Regions from separate parts of the Homo sapiens genome. Here all the other regions are linked to region 3. Evidence: chromatin loops called from intact Hi-C (ENCODE). Cell type or tissue: PC-9. All regions are shown on one strand. Links, peaks and the distances in the headings refer to the core of each region. The heading gives the core; the rest is flanking DNA.

What was found. Hi-C counts contacts between places; a loop is a spot of excess contacts. Peaks named below come from ENCODE experiments on the same cell type or tissue, not always from the same donor. Only the 100,000 strongest peaks of a DNase experiment are listed, where the experiment ranks them.
Region 1: it touches region 3 in a loop (5-fold over the local background); 2 of 110 quality-filtered maps call a loop at or near these places.
Region 2: a loop joins it to region 3, with 19 times the contacts of the local background. A loop is called at or near these places in 30 of 110 quality-filtered maps.

Annotation. Positions count from the first base shown.
Region 1 is chr15:59,820,363-59,831,505 of GRCh38, reverse strand. No RefSeq gene overlaps it. Among named protein-coding and RNA genes, the nearest start is that of BNIP2, 140 kb to the right of the region's middle. In PC-9, for the core only: no CTCF peak of the experiment used is centred there; DNase peaks (open chromatin) are centred at 3,015 and 5,355; H3K4me3 peaks cover 462 bases; H3K27ac peaks cover 2,494 bases.
Region 2 is chr15:59,912,817-59,923,959 of GRCh38, reverse strand. No RefSeq gene overlaps it. Among named protein-coding and RNA genes, the nearest start is that of FOXB1, 86 kb to the left of the region's middle. RefSeq lists enhancers at 4,115-4,224, 4,285-4,334. In PC-9, for the core only: a CTCF peak has its summit at 6,235 (motif pointing left); DNase peaks (open chromatin) are centred at 4,429 and 6,249; H3K27ac peaks cover 1,498 bases.
Region 3 is chr15:60,321,219-60,332,361 of GRCh38, reverse strand. No RefSeq gene overlaps it. Among named protein-coding and RNA genes, the nearest start is that of ANXA2, 71 kb to the left of the region's middle. In PC-9, for the core only: CTCF peaks have their summits at 3,069, 3,269, 5,163 and 5,363 (motif pointing right); no DNase peak of the experiment used is centred there.

The DNA.
Region 1 (11,143 bases), core at 2,914-7,913, 500 kb after region 3:
TATAGAAACTACTACTGGATAGTCACACTAAAAAAATGTTAAGGCCAGGCATGGTGGCTCACGCCTGTAATCTCAGCACTTTGGGAGGCCGAGGCAGGCAGATCACCTGAGTTGGGGAGTTCGAGACCAGCCTGACCAACATGGAGAAACCCTGTCTCTATTAAAAATACCAAATTAGCCAGACATGGTGGCACATGCCTATAATCCTAGCTACTCGGGAGACTGAGGCAGGAGAATTGCTTGAACCCGGTAGGCGGAGGTTGCGGTGAGCTGAGATCGAGCCATTGCACTCCAGCCTGGGGAACAAGAGCGAAACTCCATCTCAAAAAAAAAAAAAAAAAAAAAAAAAGTTAAAAGGTGAAGGTACATTCAGGGGTGCTTACATTCCATTTGGATTTTCATTTTATGAGTCAGTCTCTACAAATGCCTGGCTAAAACATGTTCACTTATAAACACTCTGACAAAGTTACACCAAAATGATGTGGATGACAGACAGGATGGATTCAAGTAAGATTTCATTTTTCCTTTTCCTCAAAAACCTGCATTCTGGACATTTGTGTTACATTTAAAATTTTGTCCCTCAAAGCAGGCAATGATGGCCACATTAGAAGTAATAATTCCAACCAACCTTGACAATTGGTTACCTATCCATTAACTACAAAACCTGTACTCAAAACAGTAGAGAGTGAAGAAGAGCTACTGTTCCGCACAGACCCCAGATGAAATGAACAAGCCATGTGAGGCACGTGCTGTGAAAGTGAGGCTGTCACCACCCAGGCCTGCATTAATGGAACCACAGGCACCAGGAGAAGAGAATGAGATCCTGCCTGACTCTGCAAGCCAAAGCATATCCATGGCATTTTTTCCAGCTCTAGACATCCAACTTTAAAAAGCTGGAGGCTGCTCTAGATAGAAAAATACCTGGAAGCTACAGCATTAAAAGGACAGAAGAGAAAGGGGAAAGGCTCTATACAGTGGCAGATCCAGGTTTTGTGGGGTCTAAACCTGGTATAATACAGTAGGAGTGAGAAGGGGAGAATCTCCTTCAAGAAAATGAATGCAAAATTACAATGACCAAAGTAAATGGGAATTTGACTGCTTATTTTGAATGAGAAAACAGATCACAATAAATCATTGGAGACTTAAGGATTGAGGTCACTTTCCTTTTGAGAGCTCTAGGCAGTTTACCAGAGATATGTAGGCAGAAATGGCTTCCTGGTGGGAGCCTGGCTTCCCCTCCCCTCCTAGGAATCTCTCTAACTCTCAGCACCCATGGGCTTGCAGTGGGGAGAGGCCCTGAAGCCTGAACTGTGACCGCTTCACAGTTAATCTTCCTCTGGCTGTGTATGTGTGTGCGGTGGGGAGGCAGCCTTCAGAACCCTGGTGGGAAGGATGATAGTAGCTGTGTTCAAGGACTAAGTATTTGCTACTCTGGTGTTCCTGGAGATAGAACTTGGGCCCACAGTAGAAACTGCAGCAAGGTAGATTTGAACAACAGTATAAAAACTCAAACATCCGGAATTGTTCATCCACAGAATTAACTTTCTGGCCACGTGGGAAGAAAAGCAGAAATGGATTCATTGCCTTGCAGAAGGCTGTAACCTAGATCTCTTCTTGGTAGAACTTAGCCTAGAATTTAATCTCGAAAATCTTTCAAACTCTCAAGCTCTGTGTCATTCCGTTATGATCATCTGTCCCTTTTACCTGCCCTGTTTTTTATTTATCCTGCTCTTGGAGATCCCAGATTTCTTTCAGGGGAAACCAACCCCTCACACAGCCAGCCAGTGTGGTTTGCAAGAGCTCATGTTGTCCTCCTCTCCAGCCCCAGGATGGGCATATGTTCTAGTTGTAGAGACACCAGTGCTAATCCAACGAGCCAAAAGTCAGGGGGTTTTTTTGTTGTTGTTATTTTGTCTTTGTGTTTGTTTTTTTGAGACAGAGTCTCGCTGTGTCGCCCAGGCTGGAATGCAGTGGTGCTATCTTGGCTCACTGCAACCTCACCTCCCGCGTTCAAGCGATTCTCCTGCCTCAACCTCCCGAGTAGCTGGGATTACAGGCATGTGCCACCACGCCTGGCTATTTTTTTTTTAGATGGATTGTCGCTCTTGTCACCCAGGCTGGAGTGCAGTGATGCGATCTCAGCTCACTGCAACCTCCCTCTCCCGGGTTCAAGCTATTCTTCTGCCTCAGCCTCTTGAGTAGCTGGGATTACAGGCACATGCCACCACGCCCGGCTAATTTTTTGTATCTTTAGTAGAGACGGGGTTCACCATGTTGGCCAGGCTGATCTCGAATTCTTGACCTCAAATGATCCGCCCACCTCGGCCTCCCAAAGTGCTGGGATTATAGGCGTGAGCCACCGCACCCGGGGCCGTGAGTCAGTCTTGAAACTCTGGGCGTTCCCGTATGAATAGAAGAGCTCTCTTCTGGCTGGAGTTGCTAAGCCAGAGGATGCAGGTCTGGAACTTTCAGAAATTATCTTGCCTGTTTGAGAGGGGAGCCACCGAAAAGGAAAGCAGAGCTGAGAGATGGAGACGTGCAAATTTGCAGGCGGTGTGGAGAACCTGGAGTGAGCCATGCCTGAGTTACAGCCCCTGTACGTTGAGCCAATAAATTCCTATTCCTGCGTTTCTCAAGCTAGTTTGAATTGGACATGACTGACTCACTAATAAGACCTCAAATTCATCCCAAAGACCTGATGCCCCTAACTTTTTGAGTAAACACCACCCTTTAGCTCTTATTTCTAAGACGACCATGTTTGGTCACATTTTATACTATTTTAGATATTTAAAGGCATTTTGCTTGTTTATTTTTGTTGGCATTTTGAATTTTTAGCCCACTTTTGGAATCATAGTGCTATTATCAATGGAAAGTTCTGCTGTGCAGTTTTCATTCATGTGACATCTATAATAGGGTTTCATATTTTTGGATGTAGGTAATCAAACTTTCCCACTTAGGAGCCTAAGGTGATGTATGTGTTTATCTTTGGAAAGTATGTGGAGAATTTTGCTATGGTAGGTATTCCAAGTGTTTTTCATCTTGATCACTAAACAAGATTTATGTTCTCACTCACAGACGATGACAAAGCTAATAAATTAGACGTGCCGACAACCCTTCAATAAAGAAACTATTTTTCTACAGTTAACAGTCCTTTTAGATATTAATAAGCTTACTTAGTTTTAATCAACTTGTCATAGGCAAAACTGCCTCCTAAAGAATATAAAGCCTAAGGAAAACAAACCGAATTAAAAATGTTTTTTTTCCCTTACATTGAAATTCCTTAAGTGAAACACATATGCAAAATCAACATGCTATACGGGCAATCCCTACTTAGCATGGCAGAGCAGAACTACAAAAATGACCAAGAAGCTGTAACCCCACAAAGTATTCTTAATAACTGTAAAAAAATATATGATTGATTTTTGACTTTTAAGAATTTTTTGTCAAAGCGCTAAAATTGATCATACTATCAATTATAAACATATAAGGAAATCAAAAAATAGTAAAACTAATATGTATTTAGTACACTGTAATTTAAAACATGAGAAACATTGAGAATTAAAGTACTTTATTTATAAGAAACTTATCAAAAGTAGTTTGAAAAGCGCTTCTCTTCTTTCACCACGCTACTTGCCATATGAAGCAGGCATCTTTTCTATACCCTTGGTGAATTGTCAGGCTTCTTTCTAAGCTTGGATCAGCTTCCAACCTTTTGTCGAATGCATTTGTAATTGTGTGAATTATTTTCAAGAATTATTTTAATGTGAATTTTTTGCTGCATCCCTTTCTCTGGGACTTCATCTTTTTCATCATAATGAAACGGGTGGGCATCTTTGGAATGCTACCTACAAATCAAGTCTCACAACTCTATCAGCTTTGAATAGACCTACTTAAGCTCCACAGAGAGTTATTTTGAAACTGCAACTCAGAAGCCAAGTCCGTGTTGGAGATTGTAGGGTTTTATGGAATTTCAATGTGTCTTCTTTAAATCAGAAATATAGAGAAGCCACATTATTTAGCAGGACACAAATAGCTTGGAATACATGGCTTCAGTGGTGTCAGAGGACACTTTACGAAAATATTTATCTTATTTTGAAGGAGTACGGCAGGTGGCACGATGGGAAAGGTGGTCTTTGAGAACATCCTATTAACTGCTTGGCACTTGGCTTGCTCCTGGTCAGTGTGATCAAAAATAGACAGGGCACACGTAATCATACATGGCTCACCCTCTCTAGGAACTCTCCTTAATTGCCTGAAGCATTGACAGATCAATATAGTTGTTTGAAAACTTAAGAGATGTTTTCCAAAATGCCAGTTGTCAAAATGTTGCAAAATTATTCTCTCTGCCTCTTCCCCACTGGCTTTCCCTTTCCATAATTTCTGCCCTAGAGGCAAAATTGATGAGCAGCAATAGTCAGTAAGAATTTATTTTTTTAAATTTTTGAGACAGGCTCTGACTCTGTTACCCAGGCTGGAGTGCAGTGATACAATCATGGCTCGTGGCAGCCTTGACCCCCCTGGCTCAAATGATCCTCCCACCTCAGCCTCTTGGTAGCTGGGACCAGAGGTGTGCACCAACACACCTGGCTAATTTTTGTATTTTTTGTAGAAATGGGGTTTCATCATGTTGCTCAGGCTGGTCTCGAACTCCTAAGCTCAAACGATCCTCCCGCCACAGCATCCTACAGTGCTGAGATTACAGGTATGAGCCACCGTGCCCATCTGTAATATTTTAAAGAGCTGTCAAAAACAGTTTCAGAGGCATTAACAACTGTTTGCTATGTAAGCAATCAACTTTTAACCAACATCTCTTCAACTATCCTTTTTTTCTTTCAAAAAATTTTGTATTAAATATTGAATACATATAAAAATATATTTATATCATATGTGTAAGATGTAAAGAAAAATAATGAAATGAATACTCATTCATAAAATTACCAGTATCCCCAAAAGCCCTGTGTGATCCTTCTTACTGCTCAACCTTTCCTTCTTACAGAGGAAACCTCTATTTTAAATTTATTTTTATTATTCCTTATATAATCCCTGAATTTTATACGCATGTATCCCTAAGTCATATGATTACATATTGTTTGATTTTGCATGTTTTTGTATTTAGTATAAATATAAGGATACTGTAGGTCTTCTTTGCTTTTCCTCCCATGTTATTATGTTCCTGAGATTTACCCTGTGGATGCATGTTGCTGCTATATGGTTTTAAAACGTGTGAATTTACCATTATTTATTTACCTATTCTACATTGCTGCATATTTGGGTAGTTTCCTTTGTTTTTTTAGGCAGTGCTGCTATAGAATATTTTGTATGTGTCTCACACTACCTCCGTGCTAGAGATGCCTTAGGGCAGTAGATCTCAAATTTCAGCATGCCTTTTAATTTCCTGGAACACCTACAAACGTCGCAGACTCATCCCTGAGAATTCTGACTCCTTCTGAGATGGAGTCCAGGAATCTGCATCTTGCAGCCTCCCTGTTGATTCTGATGCACGTGGTCCACTGACCTTCCCTTTGAGAACCACTGCTGGTGTATATACCGAGGCATACAATGCCAGACAGTAGGGTATGCGATCTGTAACTTTACTTTGAAGTTCAAAATTGTCTTTTTTTTAATTATTATTATTATTTTACTTTAAGTTTTAGGGTACATGTGCACAATGTGCAGGTTGGTTACATATGTATACATGTGCCATGCTGGTGCGCTGCACCCACTAACTCGTCATCTAGCATTAGGTATATCTCCCAATGCTATCCCTCCCCCCTCCCCCCACCCCACAACAGTCCCCAGAGTGTGATGTTCCCCTTCCTGTGTCCATGTGTTCTCATTGTTCAATTCCCACCTATGAGTGAGAATATGTGGTGTTTGGTTTTTTGTTCTTGCGATAGTTTACTGAGAATGATGATTTCCAATTTCATCCATGTCCCTACAAAGGACATGAACTCATCATTTTTTATGGCTGCATAGTATTCCATGGTGTATATGTGCCACATTTTCTTAATCCAGTCTATCATTGTTGGGCATTTGGGTTGGTTCCAAGTCTTTGCTATTGTGAATAATGCCGCAATAAATTGTCTTTTAAAGTGGCTGTACCACTTACACTCCCACCGAAAAGATATGAGTTTCCATTGTTTCACATCCTTGCCAATATCTCAAGATTTTTAATGTTTCTTAATCCTGAGAGTGTAAAGTGGTATTTCATTGAGATTTTCCTAGAGTCTGGATTCTAATCCTTTGTAAATTGCCTTTCACTTTCTTTATAGTGACTTTGATGAAAACTTTTTAATTTGAAGTGATTTAAACATATATTTTCCACTATGGAATGCATGTTTTTAGAGTTTTGTAAAAGAAATTTTTCCTGTCTCTGATTTATAAAGATCTTCCCCTGTGTTGTTTTCTAAAATAATCATAGTTTTGCCTTTCATATTTAAGTATTTAATCCACCTGGGATTCATTTTGTGTATGCTATGAAGCAAGGATTCAAATTAAATTTTTTTCCATATGGATAATCATTCATCCCACTACCTTTTTTATGAGTTACTTTTTTATTGGAATTGTATTGCATCTACACAGGTCAATTTGGGAGCATTGACATATATAATACATTAATTTTCTTATTCACATATATAGAATACCCCCATATTTATTTTAAATTGTCTTTTAATAAACTTTAATACTTTTTGGTATAAAGAGCTTACACACTTTTTGGTTGCATTCATTTCTAAAACCTTTATATCCTTGCTATTTTCACAGATTTTATCTTTTTAAAATTGTGTTTTCTAAATTTGTTGCTTGTATAGAGAAATAAAATTGACTTCTACATTGATTTGTTAGAAACCCACTATATTTTTGTTAATATTAATAATTTCTTAGATAAGCTTTTCTGTGTACAAAAACCAACACCATTTAGGAGCATTTTTTCATTCTTAAACTTTTTAGCATATCTTTCTCTTGCCTTGTTAGCTAGGAAGACCTTCAGGAACGCGTTATATAAAAATGGTACGTAAGAGGATATCACTATTTTGCTCTTGATCTTTCACAAATAAGTATGATATTTACTGTAAATTATGTATAAGTACTCCTTGTAATATTAAGGAATTTCCCACCTATACTTTGCTCTATTTTCTATTTCAGTAAAAGTATACTTATTTGAACCGTAAATAATTGTCAGAACTTCTCTGAAAAACCAATGGGCCTGGTGTTTTCTTTATATAGACCTTACCTATCAATTGAATTTCTGGAAGGTTTATAAAACTATTTAAGATGTTTTTTGAGTTTGTTTTTGGTTTTGGTAAGTTTATTTTTCTGGAAGTTTGTCCATTTTATCTAAGTTTGCAATTTTATTGGCATATATTTAATAATCAGGCTGTTCATTATCTTTTAAATTTCTGCTGCTCCTGTATTTATGTCTCCATTTTCATTCCTAATTACATTTATTTATGCCATCTATCATTTTTTAATGGTCAATGCTGCTAAAGGTTTGTCAATGTTATTAATTATCTTCAAAGAACCAATCTTTGACTTTGTTGATCCTCTTTGTTGAGTATTTATCTTCTATTTCATTAATTTTCACTAGGATCTTCAGTATTTTTTTTTCGTTTAGTTGGTGTTTATTCTGTTCTTCTTTTTCTAACATCTTGAGAGAGATAACAGTGTGAGATATTTTTAAACCTTCCTCTGACCATATAAAGCTATAAATTTGCCTCTAAGTAGTTCTTTGGCTATACTTCACAGGTTTGGGTATGGATTACTTTTATTTATTCCACTTGTAATTGATTTCTTATTTGGTCCATGAGTATGCAGAACTATATTTCTTAATTTTTAAACTTTTGGTGCTTTCTAATTATCCTTTTGTTACTTTGTAACACAATTACATTTTGCTCACAGAACATGAATTTTGTAGACGTTTATTTATGATTATGTGTGAGTACAATTTTGCACGTTCTATGTAAGTTTGGAAAGTGTGGTTGCCAGAATAATGATCTCCCAAAGATGCCTATGCCCTAATGCCTGGAATATGTAATTATGTTATAATATATACCACACATAAAAACTTTGTAGATGTGTTTAAGATTACAGACCTTGAAATGGGGAGATTATCACAGATTATCCAGATGGGCCCAATCTAAATATATGAGCCTGTGAAAATGGAGAAACGTCTTCTGCTAATCAGAGATGTGACAGAAGAGAAGACAAGAGAGATGAGTGTATGAACTCAAACACCATTGCTACCTCTGAAGACATAGGGCTCTATGAGCGAAGGGTTGTGAAGTGACCTCTAGAAGCTTAGAACAACCTCAGGCCAACAGCCAGCAGGAACAGGGACATCAGTCCTACAACTGCACGGGACTGAACTCTGCCAACAATCTACATTAGGCTAGGAGCAGATTCTCCCCCAAAGCTCTGAGTAAGAAAAACAGTCCTGGTACCTTGGTTTTAGCCTGGTGAGACCTGTACGGATTTCTGACCTATAAAACTTTGAGATAATAAGTTTGCGTTGTTTTAAGCTGCTGATTTGGTGGTATTTGTTATGGCAGCAATAAAAACTGAAACAAAAAGGATGTGTGTTTTCCAAGTATTGGATGCAGTATATTATTTATCCATTAGATAAAGTTTGTTAATTACACTTGGAAGATCAACTGCACAGTTACTTATTTTCTGTCTTATGACTAATGGAAAAAAGATAAAGGTGGATTTTTGTTTGTTTCTCTGTGTAAGTTTATCAGTTTTTGTTTTATATGTCTTGAAGCCACATTATTAAGTAAATAGTTATTAAGAATTGTTACAGCCGTCACATTTTTTTAATCCGCTCTAAAAATCTTTGTTTTTTAACTGGGTTGTTTAGTCTTGTGTACTTATTGAGATTAATGATTGGTTTGGATTTATTTATGTATTTATTTAGAGATGGGGTCTTGCTCTGTCGCCCAGGCTGGAGTGCAGTGGTGGGATCTCAGCTCACTGCAAGCTCCGCCTCCCTGGTTCACGCCATTCTCCTGCCTCAGCCTCCCGAGTAGCTAAGACTACAGGCACCCGCCACCACGCCCGGCTAATTTTTTGCATTTTTAGTAGAGTCGGGGTTTCACCATGTTAGCCAGGATGGTCTCGATCTCCTGACCTCGTGATCCACCAGCCTCGGCCTCCCAAAGTGCCGGGATTACAGGCGTGAGCCACTGTGCCCGACCCGGTTTGGATTTATTTATGCTCCCTTATTTTGTGCTTTTCATTTGTCCTTCCAATTCTGTTTCCTTTTTTTCCTCTTTCCTTGCCTTTTTTAAGGTTTTAATCATATTTCTCTTTTGCTCATTCTCTTTTTATTCTCTTCTAAGTTGGAAGTTGTATACTCTATGTATATACTTTTAGTAACCACCTGAACATTTTAATATAAATAATTATTTTTTAAAATACAAAGTTAATATTTTACCCTTCTCAAAAATAATATAAGGAACTTAGACTATTTTAATTTTGATCATTTCAACCCTAGCTTATTTCCTATTTTCTTCCTATATTTTAATTTGTTTAATTTAAAGAAAAAAATTTTTTTACTGAAAAAAAATAGGGGCAGGGTCTCATTATGTTTTCCAGGCTGGTTTTGAACTCCTGGACTCAAGCAATTCTCCTGCCTCACTTACATTTTAATTTTATCTTATTTTTTACTGATCCCACAAATTAGACAATTATTTTTTAAGTAAATTTCCACTGAGTTTTGACTGTATATTTATTAGGATTTTTTTTGCTTATCTTTTCTCCTTGAAAACTGTACTTTCATTTGGGATCATTTATTTTCTCTGCTTGAAGGATATCACTTGGAATTTTCTTTCTTAATGGTCTTTTAATAGAAAACTCTGATTTTGCTAGGATGAAAATATCTTTACTCTGCTCCTGGAAGTTAATTTTATTGGGTATACAATTCTATTTTAATATATTTTTTCCTTTCAGAGCATTAGATCATTTTGTAGTCTTCTGGATTGCATTATGGGTTGAAAAGCCAGCTGTTAATCTAAGTGTCATTCCTTTGGGAATACTTTCCATAGCTGGTTTTAATAACTCCTTGTCTTCAATGTTATGTAATTTTATTTTGTTGTCCACATATAAATTTCCTCTTGTTTATCCTGCTTGAGATTCCTTAGGCTCTTGGAATATGACAGTTGGTGTACTTTGTCAGTTCTGAAAAATTTTCAGCCGTTCTGTCTTGAATTTCTCATACATTTCTTTCACCTCTCTTGCCATAACTCTGATTAGGTATAAGTAAAATGTTTTCATCCCATATTCTGCATCACTTTCGCTTTAATATTTTCAATCCTTTAAAATCATTTTGTTCATCTGTGCTGCATTGTGAATAATTTCTTCAACTCTGTCATTGCACGAGTTCTCTCTTTAGCTGTATCTAATTTATCCATTCAGTTTTTATTTCAGTTATTTGATGTGTTACTTCTAAAAATTCCATTTGGTTCTTTTTCAAATCTACATGATCATTTTTAAGATTCCATGTGCCTTATTTTTATATTAAACATATTAAAATGCAATTATTTTTATTTGGAACCTGAAATTCCAACATTCTGTTGATCATTATTTTTCTTAGCTGTCATCCACAATATCTTGGTTTTTTTGCTTATTATTATTATTATTATCTTTTTACTGTGAGCTCAGATTTCATGGAGAGTTTGAAAGCCTTGGTTTAAGGTATGTTCTTCTACAGAGGGTTTAACATTTGCTTCATCCAGTTGCCATACACCATTTTATTTTATTCATTGTTATTATTGAGACAGGGTCTTGCTCTGTCACCCAGGTTGGAGTGCAGTGGCATGATCTTGGCTCACTGTAGTGTCGACCTCTTGGGCTCAAGAGATCCTCCTACCTTCAGCCTCCCGAATAGCCGGGACTACAAGCATGCACCACTACACCTGGCTAATTTTTATAGAGACAGGGTTTTGCCATGTTGCCCATGCTGGTCTGGAATGCCTGGGCTCAAGCGCATGTTGCCCATGCTGGTCTGGAATGCCTGGGCTCAAGCGATCCTCTTGCCTCAGCCTCCCAAAGTGCTGGGATTACAGGCATGAGCCACTGGGCCCGGAAGCCTTACACAATTTTAAATTAAATTTTAGACTTGACCTTTTTCAGAGTATTCTGAAAGTGT
Region 2 (11,143 bases), core at 4,045-9,044, 410 kb after region 3:
TTGTAGAATAGTAGTAGTAGTAAAAGTAGTAACAGTGAGTAGCAGGTAGTAGTGGCCGTAGTAATACTTGGTCAAGTATTGTAAGTAACATTTGCTTTTCGTGTTAGAATTTTCAAAGTGCAGTCCACATAACTTGTGTCATTTCATCCCTACAACACTCCTGCAGAATAGACATCATTTCCTCCATTTTATAGCTGAGGAAACCGCTCAAGAGAGGTGGTTTTTTGTCTTGCCTAAAATCATGCAGCTAAATCTCAGTGAAGCCGGTATTTCAACCTTGTCTTTTCTCTGTAAATTCTTCTCATGTGGTATATATAGAAGAAGGAACATGAGGTTTAGATCAAAAAACACTGTTTTACTTTCTGGTTTTATAATTTTGAATGTTTCATGAACTGATAGATAAATCTAGCCTCAGCACATTATGAATCTGAGGACATTCTTAAGTTTGAGTTGGCTAAAACTTCCAAATTGTTTTTTTTAAAATCATTCCCCAAGAGTGTCAGCTTATACTAGCATAGCAACAGGAGGTGGGAACACCAGGGGATGGGAATAACGTTGTCTGGAGAGAGGAGCTTCTCCAAGCCTATGCACCTACGTTTCTTTAATCTCAGGGGAGCCTTCATTAAATTGGAAACAAAGGTTAGAACTCCCTTGTATTGTTTTTGGGGCAACTCCTTTCTTGCTTCTAATTTCCAACAGTAATGGTCTCTGCAAAGACTTTTTGAAGAACCACCTAAAAGAGAGGGGGCATGAGTTTATTTGTACCACATCAGCATCAGTTAACACATGCATAATTCACTGTAATCTTGTGGTATCCTCACAACCAACCAACCCACCTTGGCTCCTTTTCATTCCAGGAAATGCCATCTCGGGCGGCAGAGGGGAACATCAGAATGACCAGTGCTGGGGTCAGGAGCTGCCAAGTCTCCCGCATCTTACTCTGCCACTGACCCCTGGGGATTTAGGGCAGCTGCCAGCTGGCTGGGCAGCCTTAGGCAATTCACCCAACTCCTTGAGACTTATTTTCTTCATCTGTGGCAAAAGTGCTCCCCTCAAAAACTCTTGGAAGCATTAAATAAAATGATAGGTGTGAAAATACTTTGTAAACCATTTAACCTATGCTTCCTGCCCTTTTTTCCCAAGGGACACTATACCATAACCCGCTATATCTTTTTTTTTTAGATCTACCCGTGTTAAATGCAACATCTTAGAAACTTACAATGTACTTTGACATATTAAGGACTCTGAGCCCGGACATCATGGGTCACATCTGTAATCCCAGCACTTTGGGAGGCCAAAGCAGGACAATTACTTGAGCCCAGGAGTTCCAGACCAGCCTGGGCAACATAGTGAAACCCTGTCTCTACAAAAATAAAAAAAATGAGCCAGCTGTGGTGGCATGTGCCTGTAGTCCCAGCTACTCAGGAAACTGCGGCAGGAGGATCCCTTGAGCCCAGGAGTCCAAGGCCGCAGTGAGGTAGGATCGTGCCACTGCATTCTAACCTGGGTGACAGAGTGAAACCCTGTCTCTAAAAATAAATAAATAAATAAATAAATAATAATCTGAGAAGTCCTGAGAAATAAACTCTGTGGAAATGTGTTCAGTGCAAAGTTTCACAAGCTATTTGACCACAGATTTGTTTTTGTTGTTGTTGCTGAGATGGGGTCTTGCTTTGTTGCCCTGGCTGGAATGCAGTGGCATGATCTTGGCTCACTGCAACCTCCGCCTCCCAGGCTCAAGTGATCCTCCCACCTCAGCCTCCCAAGTAGCTGATACTACGGGTATGCACCACCATGCCCAGTGAATTTTTATATCTTTATTTGGTAGAGAGAGGGTTTCACCATGTTGAACAGGCTCATTCTTCATTTAATACCTAATGTCAAGTTGTGCTGCAGTCAGCTTTAAAGGCCTGAATCCACACAAGTCATTCTCAGGGCTTTGTGAGTGGCAGGGTGCCCTTCTTGCCACCTCCATCTGCCTCAGCCCTCTTCTGTGTTGACAGGTTCCCCCAAAGGTTAGCAAAGATGACCTCCAGCAGCCCAAGACTTCTGCTCAGGAATCTAGCAAAAAGAGCATCTCTTCCCCCAATAATTCTAGAAATGGTGCCAATCTCATTCATAAACCCTGAGTTGTGCTCAATCTTTAAGCAATGGCTGTGGGCAGGGGGAAGGAATTCTTTCACTGGTAAGGCCTAGATCACATGCTCACTTCTGGAAGGAGGAAAGGTCGGTCGTATCTAATCCAGGTGGACTGAAAACAGAAGTGGATCTCCAAAAGAATAATGTTACAAAATGGGGGTATTGGCGGTAGTGAAGGAATTCCAGACAGGCAAAAAACCCAGGAGCACTCATATCACTTCTCCATCATTCCTCTTCCTAGGGCAGAGGTTTTTAAACTTTGGTATACATAGGAATCCCCTACAAAATTTATGGAAAATACCAATTTCAGTGCCTTACCCTACTTCTAAGATTCTGATTCCATATTCTGAGATATTGCCTGGAAATCAGTCCTTTCTGCAAGCACCAGATACAGGTGGTCCAAGTATCATATTTTCAGGAATAAGGGCAATAAGAAAAACACATTTCTAGCCATTCTCAATCTTTGCTGCATGTCAAAATAAACATTTTTTTTTTTCTTGAGACGGCTCACTGTCGCCCAGGCTGGAGTGCAGTGGCATGATCTCTGCTCACTGCAGGCTTCGCCCCCTGGGTTCACGCCATTCTCCTGCCTCAGCCTCCCAAGTAGCTGGGACTACAGGCGCCCGCCACCTCGCCCAGCTAATTTTTTGTATTTTTAGTAGAGACGGGGTTTCACCCTGTTAGCCAGGATGGTCTCAATCTCCTGACCTCGTGATCCGCCTGCCTCGGCCTCCCAAAGTGCTGGGATTACAGGCGTGAGCCACCGCGCCTGGCGAATAAACATTTTTTTTTTTTTTCCAAATCAGATGCCTGAGCACTACCTGGCAATCTTTCAAAGCAACATTTGCAAGGGTAAGGCTGGCAAAGTAGATGTGGATCCACAGGTATTTCTAACGGGCCCTAAAGCAGCGATTCTTGACATTTACTATGTATATGAATGAGCTGGGATCTTCTTAAAATGTAGATTCCGATTCAGCAGTTTTATGGTAAGGCCTGAGATTCTGCATTTCTAGCAAGCTCTGAGGCAATACCACTGGTGCTAGTGCATGGACCATGCTTTGAGCAGCAAGATACTACAGGCTGAGGGCCACCCTGTGTATTCGATTTGCACATTTCAAGGTGTGTCTGAACGGGCCAACCAGCCTGCCAGGGTGCATAAAAAGACCTGTTTCTAATAGGATTTATTCATAGTGATATTTCTCACTTTCTTCCAAGATGTGTAGAGCTTATTTTACTTTATTTTATTTTTATTTTTCCTAGAAACAGGGTTTTTCCATGTTGGCCAGGCTGGTCTCCAACTCATGACCTCAAGTGATCCGCCTGCCTCGGCCTCTCAAAATGCTGGGATTACTGGCATGAGCCACTGCACCCAGCCTAGAGCTCATTTTAAAGTAGTTCAAAGTGAACACAGTCCAGCCTCTAAAAGCTGGAGTACGCATGTGTACATTTTTTATTTAACTAACACTTTGGTGCTCCAGGTCTCACCTAGACTCTGGAAAGACAAAGAAAAGTGAGACAGGATCTCTTATGGAGCTCACAGTGGGGGTGAACCATCATCCTGGTTCGCTCAGAACTGCAAGTGTGACTTTAGCAGTCACACTTTATCAGGGAAGAAAGACATGTAGGCCAATTAACTATATACAATTAGTGAGGGCAGAGGAGGAGTGATATGGCTTGGATATTTGTCCCCTCCAAATCTCATGTTGAAATGTAATCCCCAGTGTTGGAGGTGGGGCTTAGTGGGAAGTGTTTGGGTCATGGGGAGGCAGCCCCCCACAAATGTCTTTGTGCTGTCCTCGAGATAATGAGTGATCTGTCATGAGATCTGGCTGTTTAAAAGTGTGTGACACCTCCTCCTTCTCTCTCTCTCTCTTCTTTCTCTCTCTTTCTACACCTCAGGTGATTCACCCACCTCAGCCTCCCAGAGTGCTGGGATTATAGGCATGAGCCACTGTGCCCAGCCCTGACTTACATTTTTAAAACTCCACTCTGGCTGCTGTGTTGAGAAGCAACTGTGTGGTAGGGGAAGGGCATGAGGAGGAAGACTGGTTATGAGGCTGTTACAAGAGAGGATGGGAGCTCAGACAAGGCTGGATGCAGGGGAGTGGGTTTCTCTCTGTGGGTTTCCCCAGTCCCTGGAGAGTCGAGGCCCTTTCAACCTCTGGAGAACTGACTTTTCCAACTACTTGGGTGATCTGGGCAGATTTATCACCCTCCCAAGGCTTCATTTTCATCATCTGTAAAATGCAGACAGTCATATCTGCCTTTTCTGACTCATGAGGTTCTTGTGAGAATTGAATGAGATCACCGCTGTGGAAAGCATAGAGCAAAGCAGGAAAGAAAACAGGTATGAGTCAAAAGCCACCAGCGAGACCTCTAATCTGGCAATACCAAAAGAGAAATGCTGCTGTCTCGTCATTGGCTCAGACCATTCATGAAAGGGTGCTGCCGAATTTAAAGGTTAAACCCTAAATCATAGATTGAGAGGAGACATTGATGATTATTTGGTCAAGATCCACATCTCTCAGATAAAAGGAAACTGAGATGCAGAAATGAAGGTTGCTTTCCCGAGACAATGCAGTGAGAGGTGGAGCCACGCTAGAGTCTCAGTTCCTGGTCTTCCTCTGCCATGCGGCCCATCTCAAAGTCCTGTCAAATGTCTCAGTCTCAAAAACTAACCAAAGCACAATTAAGATAAAAGGAAAAAGAAAGCTGGGTGCTGTGGCTCACGCCTGTAATCCCAACACTTTGGGAGGCTGAGGCGGGAGGATCGCTTGAGCCCAGGATTTCAAAACCAGTCTGGGTAATGTAGTAAGACCCCATTTCTACTTTAAAAAAATTAAAATAAATACATAAATTACAAAAAAAGAAGGAAAAGGAAAAGAAGGCGCTCAGTTATGAGGTGTACAACAGCTTTGTAGCTTGCAGGTGCATAATAGAATTTGATCTTCCCAATGACTCCTGGAGTTTTCAAATACTCCCATTTTACAAATAAGGAAACAGAGATTTGGGAAGATCAGCCAAATGATCCCACATTACACAGCCAGCAAGTGGCTAGGAAAAGATTCCAGCTCATATCTCTGGCTTTCCCCTGCATTTAATGAAAACCTTTGGAGAGAGCTGAAATTGGCTTAATTTCAGAGAGTATTATCTCTATTGTTCTAATTATTCTCCCTGAGTCCTACAGGAGAGGATTGGAAAGAATGTTTTTTATTTGTGAGTGTAGTCTAGTGCTTATTAGAATTTCTGAGCTTTCACACTGGAAGTTTCAACAGGCTTACTGTGATGCTTTTGAAGTGCTGAGTGTAAATTTAAGTCTCAAAAACATTCTCAAGCCAAGTGCACTGATATATTTTTAGATAATAGCAGGAAAAGTTATGTAAGTGGATGCTTTACAGAGGGACACACACTGAGGGTCACATGCTGCAGTTTTCTGAACTGTAAAAGCAAAGAGAGAATGTATGAGATGAGGAAGGGACCCGATTTTGGTGCAGAGACCAGAGGCAAAACTGCTGTTGAAAAAGCAAACCTCAAAGACCCATCCTTGCTGTTCATCTGGGATATACGCTATGTCCTTTGGTTTTAACTTCTAAGTGATGTATTCATTTGAATCAAGAGAGCTACAGGAAGGTTTTAAAAAGCAGAACGGTTGTGCTAGAACACAGAACACAGGGGAAGGAACCCTGAGTTTGAAATGTCCGTGTATTCTTGGGGCCTAAACATGGCTAACATAGGCTTTGAATCTGCCCAATGAATGCAGGTTCCCTCCCCGTGCGCTTTCCCTTGACAGCAGACACAGAGGCCCGGGAGCTGTTGGCTTACCAACCCCTAGTCCGTTGGTCAGATATTGGGGGTCCTCAGGCCATGAGCCTGTGGGGTGAGTCCCCAGGGCCCTCCATGACCCTGAGAGCTATAATCCCCTCTGACCCCATGCTGTGACTGTGTTGTCACTACTGAACTTTATCCTGTTTCTGATTTGAACCCTAATCCCAGAAAGACTGAAGTCCCATCATGAATGCAGCTTAATCCTTGCCAAACCCGTCCCTGTGAGGCCCAGCCATCTCACTGACCCCAGGCATACCTCTCCAGGTACCACCCCACACTGCCACCTTCTGGCATTTCTGATACGTTCACTCTCAGCCGGCTCTGGCCCCACCCTCTCCACTTTATGGCTACACTCTGCAGAGAGATAGAATGCCTGCCCACGCCACTCTAGCCCTTTGGGACGTAGGTGCTGGTTGCAGCCTAAAGTAGGGTTAGCTCCTTCAGTCACTCATTATCCCAGTAGCTACCCTAAAGTTTCATCAGTCTCATGTTCCAAGCTGCATATATTGAGGCAATCTCAAGATTAGTAGTAATTAGTATAATTAACATTCATTGAATGAAGGTTTTATTTTAGCTGTTTGACCTTAGACAAGTTACTTTTACCTCTGTGATCCTCATTTTCTCATCTACAAAATGGAGTCGTAATAGTACTTACTTTATTCTGAAATCATTAGTTGAGTGGCTACATGTGTGAATTATAGTTCTATTTTAATTTGTTTGCTTGTTTTGTTTTTTTGAGATGGAGTCTCACTCTGTCACCCAGGCTGGAGTGCAGTGGCATGATCTCAGCTCACCGCAAACTCTCCCTCCTGGATTCAAGGGATTCTCATGCCTCAGCCTTCCAAGTAGCTGGGACTACAGGCAAGCGCTACCATGCCCAGCTAATTTTGTATTTTTAGTAGAGATGGGGTTTTGTCATGTTGGTCAGGCTGATCTCGAACTCCTGACTCAAGTGATCCACCCATCTCAGCCTCCCAAGGTGTTGGGATTACAGGCGCGAGCCACTGTGCCCAGCCATAGTTCTGGTTTTAGGAAAGTGTATGTAAAGTGCTTTGCAAAGCCTGGCACCTAACCATACAATAGTGGTAGTATGTGTAAATATTAATCATCCAGTAGTAGTGTGTACCAGGCACTTTTCCAGGGGGCTTTGTATACATTACATTATTAATTCTGAATACTTGAAAGTAAAGAAGTATTATACCCATTTTACAGATGAAGCTGAAACTTAAGGCTTCTAAGTAATGCCTCAAAACCACACACTTGGTAAGTGGGTAAATGGCTGGAATTTGAACCCTGGTGCGTTTGACTCCAAGGTTGACCTCTTAAGTCATAAAGATGTGGATGACAATGAAAGCTCTGAATGACAGCTCATTATAACAATAGAACGCTTGATGGTCAGGGATCCTCTGTGATTAATTGCCTCAGGAATGGAACAAATAGTGAGTTTTGCAAATAGTAAATACTTCAGCAGTGCAGAGAAAAAGACCATTATTTCCACAGGCTTAATAACAAAAAGCTTTAGGAGAGAATTTTTCGCTAGCTTTTTATCAAAGGAATACACGTATGGTATAGAAAAAATTCAGAGACTTACTTTACTCCTAGCTTTATTTTACTCTTTTATGCTTTTGTTTTTAAATCTATTTCTAACTCTTCTTGCTACCTCACATGCTGCCAGCATTACTCTGTACTGTTGTTACCTTTGGTAAAATAATCTATTCATAGCCGTTAGGATTACAAATGCAGACATCCTCTGACCCAGCTTTTAAGACTATTTTTTTTTTAAATAAAACACCAGTATATATATGGAAGTACGTTTCTTGTAGCATTGCTTACAGTTGGCAAAACAAATTCAAATCAAGACAATGCCCATATATATCAATAAGAGGATACTTGTATAAATTGAGACTCATTGATTGTAGGAGTCATTATATGCCTATTACAAAGAATGAATTAGATTTCTCTACAATAATCTGAATTAAACTGTCTTCAAATCTTAACAGCTTAGAATTTGGGAACCAAATCTACTTTAATAAAAGGTGAAGTAACATAGGGAAAAGTAAAAACGTGTGTTTGTAGTTGATCCAAAAAGACATTGGCACGAGCTCAATACCGGGAAGACATAACTCAATAGTACCTTGTATGAAATGGGTAAGGGCGTGGTAGCTCATTCCTGTAATCCTAGCACTTTGGGAGGCTGAGGCAGGCAGGTCGCTTGAGGCCAGGAATTCAAGACCAGCCTGGCCAACATGGCGAAACCCCGTCTCCACTAAAAAGAAAAAATGATAATAACACAAAAATTAGTCTGGGGTGGTGGCACGCACCCGTAATCTCAGCTACTTGGGAGGCTGAGGCAGGAGAATCTATTGAGCCTAGTAGGTCGCACCACTGAACTCCAGCATGAACAATAGAGAGAGAATCTGTCTCAAAAAAAAAAAAGAAGGAAGGATAGGGAATGGAAGAGAAGGGAAGGGAGGAAGAAGGGAGGGAGGGAGGGGAGGAGGAAATGGGTAGAGGGCTTTTGTAGATTGTAAACTGAATATAACCTAAAGGTGTCCAGGCAAGAAAGCTAATGGGTAGTTTAGGCAGGTCTAGAACTTTTAGAAGAGGAGGGAAGATCATCCTGCTATTCTGTATGTTGACCCCATCGGAGAATCACGTTCAGTTTAAAACAAACATGTTCACCAAGGTAATGAGGCTAAAATCATGCCATTGGAGAAATAGCTGAAGGAACATACTTCTTTCTTCTGAAGAAGAGCAGACCCAAAGGACACTTTGGTCTTTTGTCCCCAAATTTCATGTCACATGGAAGCAAAATATTAGACTTTTTCTATGGAGCCTGAAAGCTAAAACCAGGACAAGTGAGTGGGTAGAAGTCAACTCAGGAGAGAGGTTTAGCCCAAAATAAGGAAGGCATTGCGAGCTATCAGAGCTTGCCAAGAACGGTATAAAATGGCTTGCTCTAGAGATTCCCTGGAATCTCCAGATCAGCCATTGGATCCAAGTCCAAGAGGCTTGTTGTGTCTTAAGCAAGTAACCTCTGGAGTCTCAGTTTCCTCATCCATAAAGATAAGCAAATCTACATTGCCCAGTTTATAGAATTGTACAGAAGAATAAATTATATAACATATGTAAAAGTACTAGGCAATCAGGAACTATTATTACTGTATTGTCATGATTTGCAAAATTAACAAGGAGCATGATTTCTTTGGTCCTGGAAAACTAGGACTACCAAAGACAGGACCATTCTGAGAATTTAATCTTAGACTTCTAAGTACTTTTTAGGGTATAGAAGTAAATTTAAAAAAAAATACCATCCTCTGTAAAAAGCAGGCATTGTTAGCTTTTCAGAAAACTTTTTGGAGCCTAAATTTACTTTTCCAGATAAAAGAAGTAGAAAAGGAACTTGGGTGTGATGAAGCATTGGCCCAAAAGTCTTTCTTAAGTGTAACTTTATTAATTAATTAAATTAATTACTTATAACAAATTGAACATTCTTAGTTGCTAATTACAAAAGCAGAGAGGGCTGTACTTGAAGATGGAGGAGCTGAGTAAAGACTGGTTTAAGGACTCAAAGATCGTTAGCACTGGATGGGATCTCAGAGAAGACTGAATGAAAAAGAAGGATCAGTAACGATGTAAAGTCGCTCACCCATAACTTTATTGCTCGTAGCAGCCCTGGCAATGCTCTCCTAAGGCTCATGCTTTGGTGTCCTGGATTTGATTTCTAGGCAGGATCAGAGGAGAAAGTAAGGTAAGGAGGAAAAAGAAGGGAAATGTAGAAAAAGAGTTCTTTGACTGAAAAGGAATCATTTCCATTACCCACCCCCACCAAAGAATCTAACACATGCATAAATATGTGTGGGAAATGCTTGCTTTTTAATGGAGGCTATCACATGGAAATGGCCACTATTTGAACTCTATTCTAAGGAGAAAAAAGTATTAAAAGGTAAAAAAAAGGTTCATGTTCCAAAATGTTTATTACAGTACCATTCCCAACAGTGAAGAATCAGAATAACCCTAGTGTTCAGTAAACAAGAGGATGTTTAAGTAAATTATGACAAAGCCTACCAAACATTATACAACCAGTACAGATGGTGTCACCACGATTGTGAAATACAATAAGCAAATGCTTTGTTCTAGTGACAAACGGAGGGAAGACGGTGTTGGGGGCACAGTATTGATTGGAGAGAAGATTTCAAGTCATAATCTATTGTACTCGAGAAGGGAAAGAAAAGTAGATTTGTAGATATAAAATGAATTAAATTAGTAAATTATAAAAAGATGTGAATTCCAAGAAGACTTTATAAAGAGACAGACACATTAAGGAGACATGTGCAGAGCTGGAATAGTTTGTATTCTTTTGACCTCAGGAGTGAGAAAGCTAAGAACAGCGTAGGGGCTACCTGAGTGGGGTTACAGCTTCAAGATAGGCCATACTGAGTGCTCCCCACTCCCAGTGGCTTGGACAAAGAGGTACTCGCCTTCTAATGAGAAATACCACGTGCAAACTTGGTGAATGGTAATTAAAGATAAAGCCACCTTGGGTCCAGGGAGGAGTGTACGGGAGACTAGTGACATAAGAAGAACATGAGGATACTTCTGGGTTCGGATAATTCCCAACTTCATACACACAATTTTATAACTCGGAACAAAGCATGTACATATGTGCCAGGAGACAGCAGACCTGTGGTTTCATTTCTCCCTTAGTTTAGTTGCAACATATCAGATATTTTCCCCTGCACCTGGCCTTACCTGCTCAGATGCATGGAATTGCCACCTGGAAGGCACCTTTTTTAAAAGCCCCCTCCCATGTAAGCCGGCAGGGGTTGTAGCAATTGTAACAGCCTATTGAATGGATTGATCTTCCTGTTCTTCCCATTCCCCAGGACGGCTGAGGCTGCTTGGAAAAGAAAGACAGCCAAGAACCAGGAGTTAACAGGTACAATGTAAATCACAGTATTATTATCAAAACCATGTACATCCAGGAAAAAGAAAAGACAGGTAAACTTTTTTTATTATTATGCTTTAAGTTCTACGGTACATGTGCACAACTTGCAGGTTTGTTACATATGTATACATGTGCCATGTTGGTGTGCTGCACCCATCAACTCGTCATTTACATTAGGTATATCTCCTAATGCTATCCCTCCCCCCTCCCCCCACCCCACGACGGGCTCCG
Region 3 (11,143 bases), core at 2,384-7,383:
TTGTGTCTCATTGATCTGTCTAATATTGACAGTGGGGTGTTAAAGTCTCCTATCATTGTGTGTGAGTCTAAGTCTCTTTGTAGGTCTCTAAGGACTTGCTTTATGAATCTGGGTGCTCCTGTATTGGGTGCATATATATTTAGGATAGTTAGCCCTTCTTGTTGAATTGATCCCTTTACCATTATGTAGTGGCCTTCTTTGTCTCTTTTCATCTTTGTTGGTTTAAAGTCTGTTTTATCAGAGACTAGGATTCCAACTCCTGCTTTTTTGTTGTTTTCCATTTGTTTGGTAGATCTTCCTCCATCCCTTTATTTTGAGCCTATGTGTGTCTTTGCATTGTGAGATGGGTCTCCTCAATACAGCACACAGATGGGTCTTGACTCTTTGTCCAATTTACCAGTCTGTCTTTTAATTGTAGCATTTAGCCCATTTACATTGAAGGTTAATATTGTTATGCTTGAATTTGATCCTGTCATTACGATGTTAGCTGGTAATTTTGCCTGTTAATTGATGCAGTTTCTTCATAGTGTTGATGGTCTTTATGATTTGGCATGTTTTTGCAGTGGCTGGTACCAGTTGTTCCTTTCCGTGTTTAGTGCTTCCTTCAGGAACTCTTGTAAGGCAGGCCTAGTGGTGACAAAATCTCTCAGCATTTGCTTGTCTGTAAAGGATTTTATTTCTCCTTCACTTATGAAGCTTAGTTTGGCTGGATATGAGATTCTGGTTTGAAAATTCTTTTATTTAAGAATGTTGAATACTGGTGAGATAGAGTCTTACTCTGTCACTCAAGCTGGAGTGCAGTGGTGAGATCTTGGCTCACTGCCACGTCCACCTTCCTGGTTCAAGTGATTCTCCTGCCTCAGCCTCCAGAGTAGCTGGGATTACAGGTGTGTGCCACCACGCCCAGCTAAGTTTTGTTTTTTTAGTAGAGATGGGGTTTCACCATGTTGGTGAGGCTGGTCTCAAACTCCTAACCTCAAGTGATCCTCCCACCTTGGTCTTTCAATGTGTTGGCGTTATAGGCGTGAGCCACCACATCTGGCCATCTATGTCTTTTCGTGGTTTGATATCTTTTTTTTTTATTGCTAGATGATATTTCATTGTATAAATGCACCACAGTTTGCTTTTCCATTCACCTATTAAAGGACATGTTGGCTGCTTTCAGTTTTTGGTGATTTTGAATAAAGCTGTTATAAACATTGCTGTGCAAATTTTTGTGGGGACATAAGTTTCAGCTCATTTGGACAAATACCTAGGAGCACAATTGCTGGGTCACATGATAAAAGATTATTTCATTTTGTAAGAAACTGTTAAACTGTCTTCCAAAGTGGCTATGCCATTTTGAATTCCCACTGGCAAAGAATGGGAGTTTCTGTTACTCTACATCCTTGCCAGCAGTTGGTATTGTCAGATTTTTTGGGTGTGGCCACTCTAATAGTTGTGTAGTATCTAATAGTTGTGTAGTAGTGTTTCTTTTCTTTTTTCTTTTTTTTGTTTTTTGAGATGGGGTCTTGGTCTGTCACCCAGGCTAAAGTACAGTGGTGCGTTCTCAGCTCACTGCAACCTCCGCCTCCTGGCTTCAAGCGATTCTCCTGCCTCAGCCTCTGGAGTAGCTGGGATTACAGGCACGTACCCCCACACCCAGGTAATTTTTGTATTCTTTGTAGAGACAGGGTTTCACCCTGTTGGCCAGGCTGGTCTCGAACTCCTGACCTCAGGTGATCCACCCGTCTTGGCCTCCCAAAGTTTTGGGATTATAGGCATGAGCTACCGCGCCCAGCCCCAGTAGTGTTTCATTATTTTCATTTGCAATTTTCTAATGACAAATGATGTCAAACACCTTTTTGTATACTTCTGTGCCATATATATCTTCTTTATTGAGGTGTCTTTTCAGATCTTTTGCACCTTCTTTATTCTGTTACTTGTTTTTCATTTGTTGAGTTTTAAGAATTCTTTCGGGTTTTAAATACGAGTCCTTTGTCAGATATGTGTTCTGCAAATATTTTCTTCCAGCCTGTGGCTTGTCTTTTCATTCTCCTAACGGTGTCTTTCACAGAGCAGAAGTTTTAAATTTTAGTAAAGTCCAACTTACCAATTTTTTCTTTCTTGGAGATTGCTATTGGTATTGTATTTTAAAACTCATCACCAAACCCAAGGTCATGTAGATTTTCTCCTACGTTGTATTCAAGAAGTTTTCATGGTTTTGCAGTTTATGTTTAGGCCATTCATTCTGAATTGACTTTTTTTTTTTTTCTCTTTTTTGAGATAGGGTTTCACTCTGTCACCCAGGCTGGACTGCAGTGGTGCAATCTTGGCTCACTGAAACTTCTATCTCTTGGGTTCAAGCGATTGTCCTGTCTCAGCTCCTGTCTCAATCAAGTAGCTGGGATTACAGGCGTGGACCACCACACCTGGACAATTTTGGTATTTTTTGGTAGAGACAGGGTGTTGGCCAGGCTGGTCTCAAACTCCTGACCTCAAGTTATCCGCCTGCCTTGGCCTCCCAAAGTGCTGGTATTACAGGCATGAGCCTCTGCACCTGGCCCATTCTGAATTAATTTTTATGTAAGGTATAAGGTCTTTCTCTAGGCTATTCTTTTTGCATATGGACATCCAGTTGTTCCAGCCTCATTTGTTGAAAAGCCAGGATCAATTTCTTTATTAGCAAAATATTTCAGTCTAGTTTTTGGAACCAGAGTATGGTGGAGGCAATCATTGGGAACTCTAGCCCAAATCCATGAGGTTTTAAAATAACTTCAACATATTATTTTCTTTTTACTCATTTTCCTGCGAAATCAGTTGCTGTCTGCTGCTTTCTAAAGAGAGTTATGAATCCATTGCTATTTCAATAGCCCAGGAGAGGAACTGCTGTGGGAGGGAGGGGATATAGACAGCACAGTCCCTTCAGGAGGGGAATTTGTGGAGGAAGGGGCTGTGATTGGGAAGCCTCTGCTTTAGCCTTGATGATAGAAAACTCTTAATATATGAGAAAATCTTATTAACATACTTTTAAGACTAAATTCACCTTTTAGGAAAAACAGAATCTTGCAACACACATCCACACCCCACACACTCCCTTTCTGCCAAGTCCTGGCATTTCCTAAGAGCACCATCAACACCCCTCACCCTACCCTTGGGGATCCAGGCAGGGATCGCCTCCTGACAGGGTGGGGGAGGGGGACGCTGATTTTTATAACTGCGATGTATGTTGCAACATTAAACAGGATAATATATGAAACCATCTACATATTTCATGATTCTGTTTTATTCTGAAACTGTAAAAATCACTTTTTAAAATTAAGATGAATGGAAAATAAAGAAGAGCGCCATCTTGTGGGGATGTCTGCGGCAACCATAGCCATCTCAGATCTTGGCGGTCCATCAATCTCCCAGAACCCTTACACATTTCTATGTCATATATTAGCTGAAAACCTTAGGGCAGCTGATCAAAGACCTTTCTTCAGTTTTTTCTTTTACCTACGATGAATAATTCTATGGGCTTTTATTTTCATAAATGACTAAAAGCTACTTCCTAATGATCTATAAAATCAGTCATTGAGATGTGCTAAAATTGGCATTTATAATAAAAATGCACATTATTAGTTTCTTTCCATACCCTATTTTGTATAAGACTCTTGAGTGACAAGAGTGACAGCATCTCAGTCAATCAAGTGATTTGAGCATAGAGTAGAGGGAGTTAAATCCAGGTACATAAACAAGGAATGAGAATTCCAGAAATTTTCAGAGAGGATGCTTTATATTATGTGATTTTCAAATGCGGCTAGTCTTATCTTAAAGAATACGGTGATCATTTATTTATCATTATGAGGAAAGAGCCAGGATGGACCAATCAGTGGCAGGACAGAAGTTTTAGGTGAAGTGTAGGGGCAATTGAGGCAAATTGGGAACTTCAGGCTAGTGTTAGGAATTGGATGCCAGAAAGCTCTTTGGCAAGATGGAGCCAAGGAGGGTGGGCCATGTTAACTACAGCTGAGACACTCCCTTCCCATCCCAAGTTTGCTGCTTTCTACCAGGAGACCCTGGGCAGGTCCCTATCCCTCATTGTGCCTTCTTTTCTTTCTTTCTCTTTTCTTTTCTTCTCTCTCTCTCCCCACATCCCCTATCCCTCCCTCCCCCCTCTTCCCTCCCCCTCCCTCCCGCCTGCCTGCCTTCCTTCCTTCCTTCCTTCCTTCCTTCCTTCCTTTCATTCTTTCCTTCTTTCTCTCACTCTGTCAGCCAGGCTGGAGTGCAGTGGTGTGATCTTGGCTCACTGCAACCTCCACCTCCTGGGTCTAAGCAACTCTCCTGCCTCAGCCTCCTGAGTAGCTGGGATTGCAGGCCCCTGCCACCAAACCCAGCTAATTTTTGTATTTTTAGTAGAGTCGGGATTTCACCATGTTGGCCGGGCTGGTCTTGAACTCCTGGCCTCAAGTGATCTGCTCACCTTGACCTCCCAAAGTGCTGGGATTACAGGCATAAGCCACTGTGCCCAGCCTCTTTGTTTTCTTTCTAATCTGTAAAATGAGAAGTTTGAAATCTATAATGCCCAGAGTCCCTTCAAGACCTAAAAATGTGAGGTATCAAAGAGAAGCTCTCATTTCTCAATCTGTTTTAACCCAGATTTCTGGTCAAAGGCAGGAATTTTCACAAAGATCCTTATCTTTAGTGAGGCTTCTAAGTAGATTATTTTGAAGCCATAAAAATGATATATATTTTACAGTTAACAAATTATGGAAATACTTGAATATAATAACTCCCTTTAATATTTCCCCCTCACTTTGAATTCCCTATTGGAACAGGTATCAGAGAAAAGCCATACTCACTTCCATCTAAGAACTGAGGCCTCTGGGAGCCTTGCTCCACTGGGGATATACCTTCTCCTTGCAGATGGGTGCACTCAACGTCACAGGGGCAGTGATGGGTGACATGATCCACCCAGCCTGCAGCCACTACATCTCATGCTATTGGCCTCTGACAGTGGTGCTGATGGGAAAAAACTGTCCCTCCCATGGCCAGTTGAAGGACACCTGGGGAGAGATGCCACCTCATGAGGTAGACTTTCTCTGTTCCCAGATCAGTAAGGAGCATTGCCTTGCATTTGTGCATAATTTTTGTGTATTTTAAGAGTTCTTGTATATTTAAGAGCTCTCATGAATTCCTGTTTGCTTGAGTGAATGCATTTTAAGGTGTTTCTGGAGAATAGGAGAGGATACAAAATCTAACAAGATACCAAACTTTCAATCCTGAATTGCAACTTGTGTCAACATTGCGCTACTGTGGGTTTGTCAAAACCGCCCTTTAAAAAAAAGTGACTCTAAAGTTGTATTGATGACATTTGACCACAAGAGGACGCTCCAACAAAGCACCTCACAGCTCAAAAGTCTACGTCTCCTTTTCAAACATTTACATGCTGCAATTTCTGCCTGGTCTTATGATATAAAGCTTAATGCCACAAATATTGTTTCAAACTTTATGAAAAGAGTTTTTCTTTTTTTTAAAAAAAGAAGATTGGGAGCTATAGCAGTGAATCCTGAGCTCAAGGTAAACTATTTTCATTAGCTGGAGGTGCTTTATAATTTCTCCATCAGTTTTCAAAAAAGGGACAAGGACTTTAAGAACCTTTTCTTCCTTTAACAATCAAACGAAACAACACAAACTCAAAACGCTTTAAGAACATTTCAATTTCCAAACTAGACCTTTTATGGATCATTTTCCTAAGAGTTCTAAGTCTAGAAATGTGATTAAAGAAAACAAAAACAAACAAACAAACACAAACAAAAAAACATTTTCCAGTCTAGACGCAGCCATCAGCGAAAATGCTCCATTACCTGTTACCTCTTCTAGGATACAGATGTTTGAAAAAGAAAGTGGGCAAGAAGCTATGTGACGGTCTCTGAAGTAAATTAAAGCCCTGGACTGCATTTCCCTAGTAGTCAGATAAAACTTGAGGGCATAATTGCCAACAATGAACACCCTTTCCGTTTAACCAATCTTTACTGATAATAAAATAATTAGAATAATTTATGTGTCTGTGCTATTATTAACGTGGCTTTGCTTAAAGGAGATTCAGCTGGTTGTTCACGGACGTTAAGAGGGTCTCTCCTCCCACCTTCTGAGATGACATGTTTATACCCAGGCAGCACTTCTAAATTTTTAATAGAGAGGAAGAGATTCCATTTAATTAGGTAGAGTGACTTGTTTATATGCAGGTTATACATTTACGAGTTCTCATGAAGAACGGAAAATACCCATTGAGCAGCCTTTGAAGTTTCGCTTGTTTAAAGATAATTGTAAACCCAGCTCAATGGAAACAGCATCTCAGTCAATCAAGTGATTTGAGCATAGAGTAGAGGGAGTTAAATCCAGGTTAAATAATTGCACAAATCACATGTCGATCAATGTTCAAAGGATTTTTTTTCTCTCAAATCAAAGCTCTTCCATCTTACATTTGATTGGAGTATTGAAACTGGGTTATAGAAAAAAATGTTAAGGATGTAACAAGATTTAAAAATGTTAAGGATGTAACAAGATTTTTTTTTACTTAAAAATTATCCACCATTTATATAAAATCCTTTCTCTTTTTTCCTTTTGATTTTTACTTCATATATTCTATATAGCTTATTTTATTTGTGAATTAGGTAACACAAACATGTCACTGTCACAAAAGCATTTTTCTACATTCATAAATCCTTTCTGGAAATGAGAAATCATTTTTTTCTTAAACTCTGACCTAAGGTAAAAATTCCAAATATTTGCGTGCCTTGGATGGTATTGCAAAAAGGCCACCTAAACTAATGAGGTTTCTTGAATTGGTGTACAGAAATGAATTACAATGCTTAAGAAGTTGAAGAGATTTCTCGTGATTTTTAAAGTAATATTAATGATCGTATGGAATGAGAAATTGAGCTTTGTGTTATTACTATAGGATTAGTTTTTAGTTCCTGAAAGCTGGTCTATTTATAGGTATATAGGATGGAATTAAACTCTGAAAAGGTTAATTTTTAAAAAATGTTCTGTAGAAGGTCTATTTCCTATCACCTTTTATAAGTTTCCCTTTGAATTGTAGTTGCAATATGCATTTGGAGTGAGTCCAGGAAGCTTGAATAATAATGTAATCCCCGGGGGAGCCGCTCTTAGCAGAGTGGGTAGGATAAATGAAATGCTACATACAGATTCCTGACAATATATTCATCTTGATATTATCGCAGCTGATGGATTGTAGCAAGGCTGTTCCTAGGGCTTCCCTTTGCCATCTTCAGTGTCTTTATCATTTCAGTGCGAAAAAGAAAAACCCCATCACACAAAAGAAATAAAACATCGTTAATTGAAAAGTAGCACCTTAAAAATATTTGTGGTAGGAAAAATATTTGTTTTGCTGCAAGGAGAACAGAGAGTAGGGAATAAAAGACTAAAGAAGAGAGAAAAAGAAACCAGTGTCCTTTGCTGAGCTCGCTGGCCACATGTAAGGCTCTCAAACATTTTAACCGTTGCACATCATTTTCTTTTTCTTCTGTGTGCTTGTCTAATTTATTTTCATAAGAAAACTCTGTTCCTCTTGTGCGGAGCCAGCATAATGTCGCTGAAATCTCGGATGATGTGGTTTTAAGATCAAACAAGACTTAATAAGGTGGGATTTGTTTTCCTATTGACCTTCTTATTGCTTGGGTCCCCCTGACAAGCTTCGAAGTGAACGGGAGGAATTAGGGTAGCAGCTCTTCAGAGAAACTCATCTTGGCTGGGGCTCCACCTTGAAACGGGAGTGCAAGAGATTGCAAATGGCTCCAAACGAGGGGGCACACACAGACTTGCAAAATGGAAGCGGGTTCTTCCATTGCAGAAAGAAAGAGGGGCACCCAGCAGGATAAACATTCAAAGTGGAAGACACTGCTAGTGGATTTATTTTTATTTTAGGTTCTGACAGATTGGCCAATGTCCTTGATTGGAGTTGGAGTTCATCAGAATGACTAGTTCTGGCCTAATTTAAGAAACAAAACCTCCTAACTTTGTGGGGGCTGCTGGAGAGCAGGGCAGGGCATCATCCATCTAAGAGAAAAACAAAGGAGTTTGGTCCTTTTTTAAAAATGAAAGTTTCCTTAGGAGTCAAAACGGACTGAATTTAAAGGAAATTAAAGTGAGAAAAAGAGTTTTGTGAACAAATGAAACTCTCTTCCAGTAAAAGGAAAGAAGGAGGAGAAAAATGTTTGAAGGTGGGGCGAATGCATTGTTACTAAAAGTAAATAATTCCAGCCCAGTTTTGCAAAAATAGAGAATTGAACCCAACAGCCACTCACGGTCTTATCTGATACCCTAACTGAACTAGAGCGCATTTACAGTTTTTCTTCTATCAGGGTGAATAACACATGTTTCATGTTCTTACAGAACTAGCGTGGCAGCATTTGCCCACCACTGGTAAACAAGAAAAGATGTCTATAGATTCCCCATTATTTTAGGCGGCCACTGGAGTCAGCCCAGGCATTCTGAGCTGCTTCTGCCCATCTTTTAATATTGTCCTTCTGCCTACCTTTTAGTGTTGCAGAAAAGCATGCGGGAGAAACAAACAGAAGGGAGTAGCCAGGACAAGTCAAATTCTGTCGAAGACACTGAGACTCCCTGTGCCGAGAGCTGACTTCTGCAAGCTCTTTGGCAAGGTATTTACGGATGCAATATTTCTGTCAATTCTCCTCCCTTATTTCACTCTTTGTTCCCTTAATGGGCGAATTAGCCTCAGGTTCTTGCTAAATCTATTCCTTTTGGGAAAAGAAAATGATGTACATCGTTATAATCATGCACTACCAGGAGAAATGCCAGTTGGAGCAGAGTGTTCTCTTTCAGGGGTGTTTTTTCCCTTGAGAAGTGGCTGCTTGAATGTCAGCTGCTTGGTTGGCCTCACACTTTGTTTCCTCATTGTGGACCTGCGTGCAGTCCTGCGGGATGAAGGGAAGAAGATATTCACAACTGTCCTAGTGAAAAATTCAGGATGCACCTAGTTATATTTGCTCAAGGGACAACTTCTTTCACTGTTGGAGATAAGGAACTTAGGCCGGGCGTGGTGGCTTACGCCTGTAATCCCAGCACTTTGGGAGGCTGAAGCAGGTGGATCACCCGAGGTCAGGAGTTCAAGACCAGCCTCACCAACGTGGAGAAACCCCATGTCTGCTAAAAAATACAAAAATTAGCCAGGCGTGGTGGCTGGTGCCTGTAATCCTAGCTACTCCGGAGGCTGAGACATGAGAATTTCTTGAACCCGGGGGGTGGAAGTTGCAGTGAGCCGAGATCACGCCATTGCACTCCAGCCTGGGCAACAGAGTGAGACTCCGTCTCAGGGGCGGGGGGTGGAGTGGAAAAAGAAGGCACTCAAAGACCGGCTACTCCAAGCTTTTCATTTCACAGATGGGTAAACAGAGGCCCTTTGCAGTTCAGTGAATTGCTCAAGCTCCTCAAAGTGTAGTTTTTGGACCAGCAGCATCGGTGTTCCCTGGAGCTTGTTAGAAATGCAGCAACTCAATCTCTAACCCAGACCTAATGAATCAATCTGCAATTTAACAAGATCCTCAATGCATGGTAGAGTCTGAGAAGCACTGATGCCCCACACCCAAACTAGGATTATGGCACAGCTCAAAACTGCCTAATTTCAGCAAGTGTCATTACTTCTAAAAAAGATGCTGCCATAAACGATATTTTTAGCTACAGTAGGCCCATTGAAATGTAAAAATACTAAATGCGAAGAGGAAAAAGAGTGCTGCTATGCAGTGAGGGTGATGATAGGGGGAAATGGTGGTATTTAACGGTACAAGCTTTCTGGAGGGCAGTTTTGTAATAGTTATCAAAGTCTTAAAGATGCACACCCTTTGATCCAACAATTCCACGTCTAGGAAGTTATTCTGGAAAAATAACTGGACTAGGTTGAAGAGCTTTGTGAATAGAATATTGTAATATTTATGACAGCCAAAAGATTGAAAGCAGTCTAAATATCCAACAGTAGAGAGTAGCTAAAGAAATTCTGGTATCAATAGTAGAATGCTGGGCAATCATTTAAAATGATAAATTGGCCAGGTGCAGTGACTCACACCTGTAATCCCAGCCAGGTGCAGTGACTGACGCCAATGCTGCTGGTGTAGATGTTAAATTGGTGGGCTTGCTGAGTGGATGGTCAGTGGAGCCTTCTATCTGTCACCTTGCTCTGCCCCAAGTCCTTCCAGCACTTTTGGAAGACAAGGCAGTTGGATCGCTTGAGACCAGGAATTCAGGACCAGTCTGGGCAGCATAGTGAGACCCTGTTTCTAAAAAAAAAAAAAAGAAAAAGAAAAATTAAAACTAGCTGGGCATGGTGGCTGGTGCCTGTAGTCCCACCTATTCTGGAGGCTGAGATGGGAGGATTGCTTGAGTCCAGGAGGTTGAGACTGCTGTGAGCTATGATTGTATCACTGCACTGTAGCCTGGGCAACAGGGCAACAGAGAGAGACCTTCTCCACACCATTTTCCCCACACAGACAAGTTATTTTTTTTTAATTTTTATATATTTAGAGGATACAAGGGTGGATTTCTTACACGCACATATTACACATTAATAAAGTCTGGGCTTTTACTGTACCCATCACCCAAATGATGAGCGTTGTACCCAAGAGGTAATTTTCAACTGTCCCCCGCTCCTACCCTCCCACCTTTTGTAATCTCCATTGTCTCTTATTCCACTCTGTATGTCCATGTGTGTACGCTGTTAGCACCCACTTATAAGCAAGACCCTGGTGTTTGACTTTCTGTTTCTGAGTTACTTCACCTAGGATAATGGGTAGGGACACAGACAAACCATATCAACTGATAAGTGAAAAACTCATATTATCATACCATGCATAAAATGGTCTTATATCTTGTTTAGAAAAAGATATATATTTAAAGTTGCAGAAGGCCATGCAGCTAAGTGTTAACAGTAGCTATTTAGAATGTAAATAAATAATATAGGTAAGAATATAGGTAATATTTTTCTTTTTGCTTATCTTCATTTTATGGTTCTATTACAACTGATGTATTAATTAGCTAATAAAGAAGATAAAATAGTTATTATTGATGAATGGTATTTTTTTCTTTAAGTTCTGAATATTTTACTTTCCAGACCAAATTCCTAAAACTAAAAACATTTTAACAT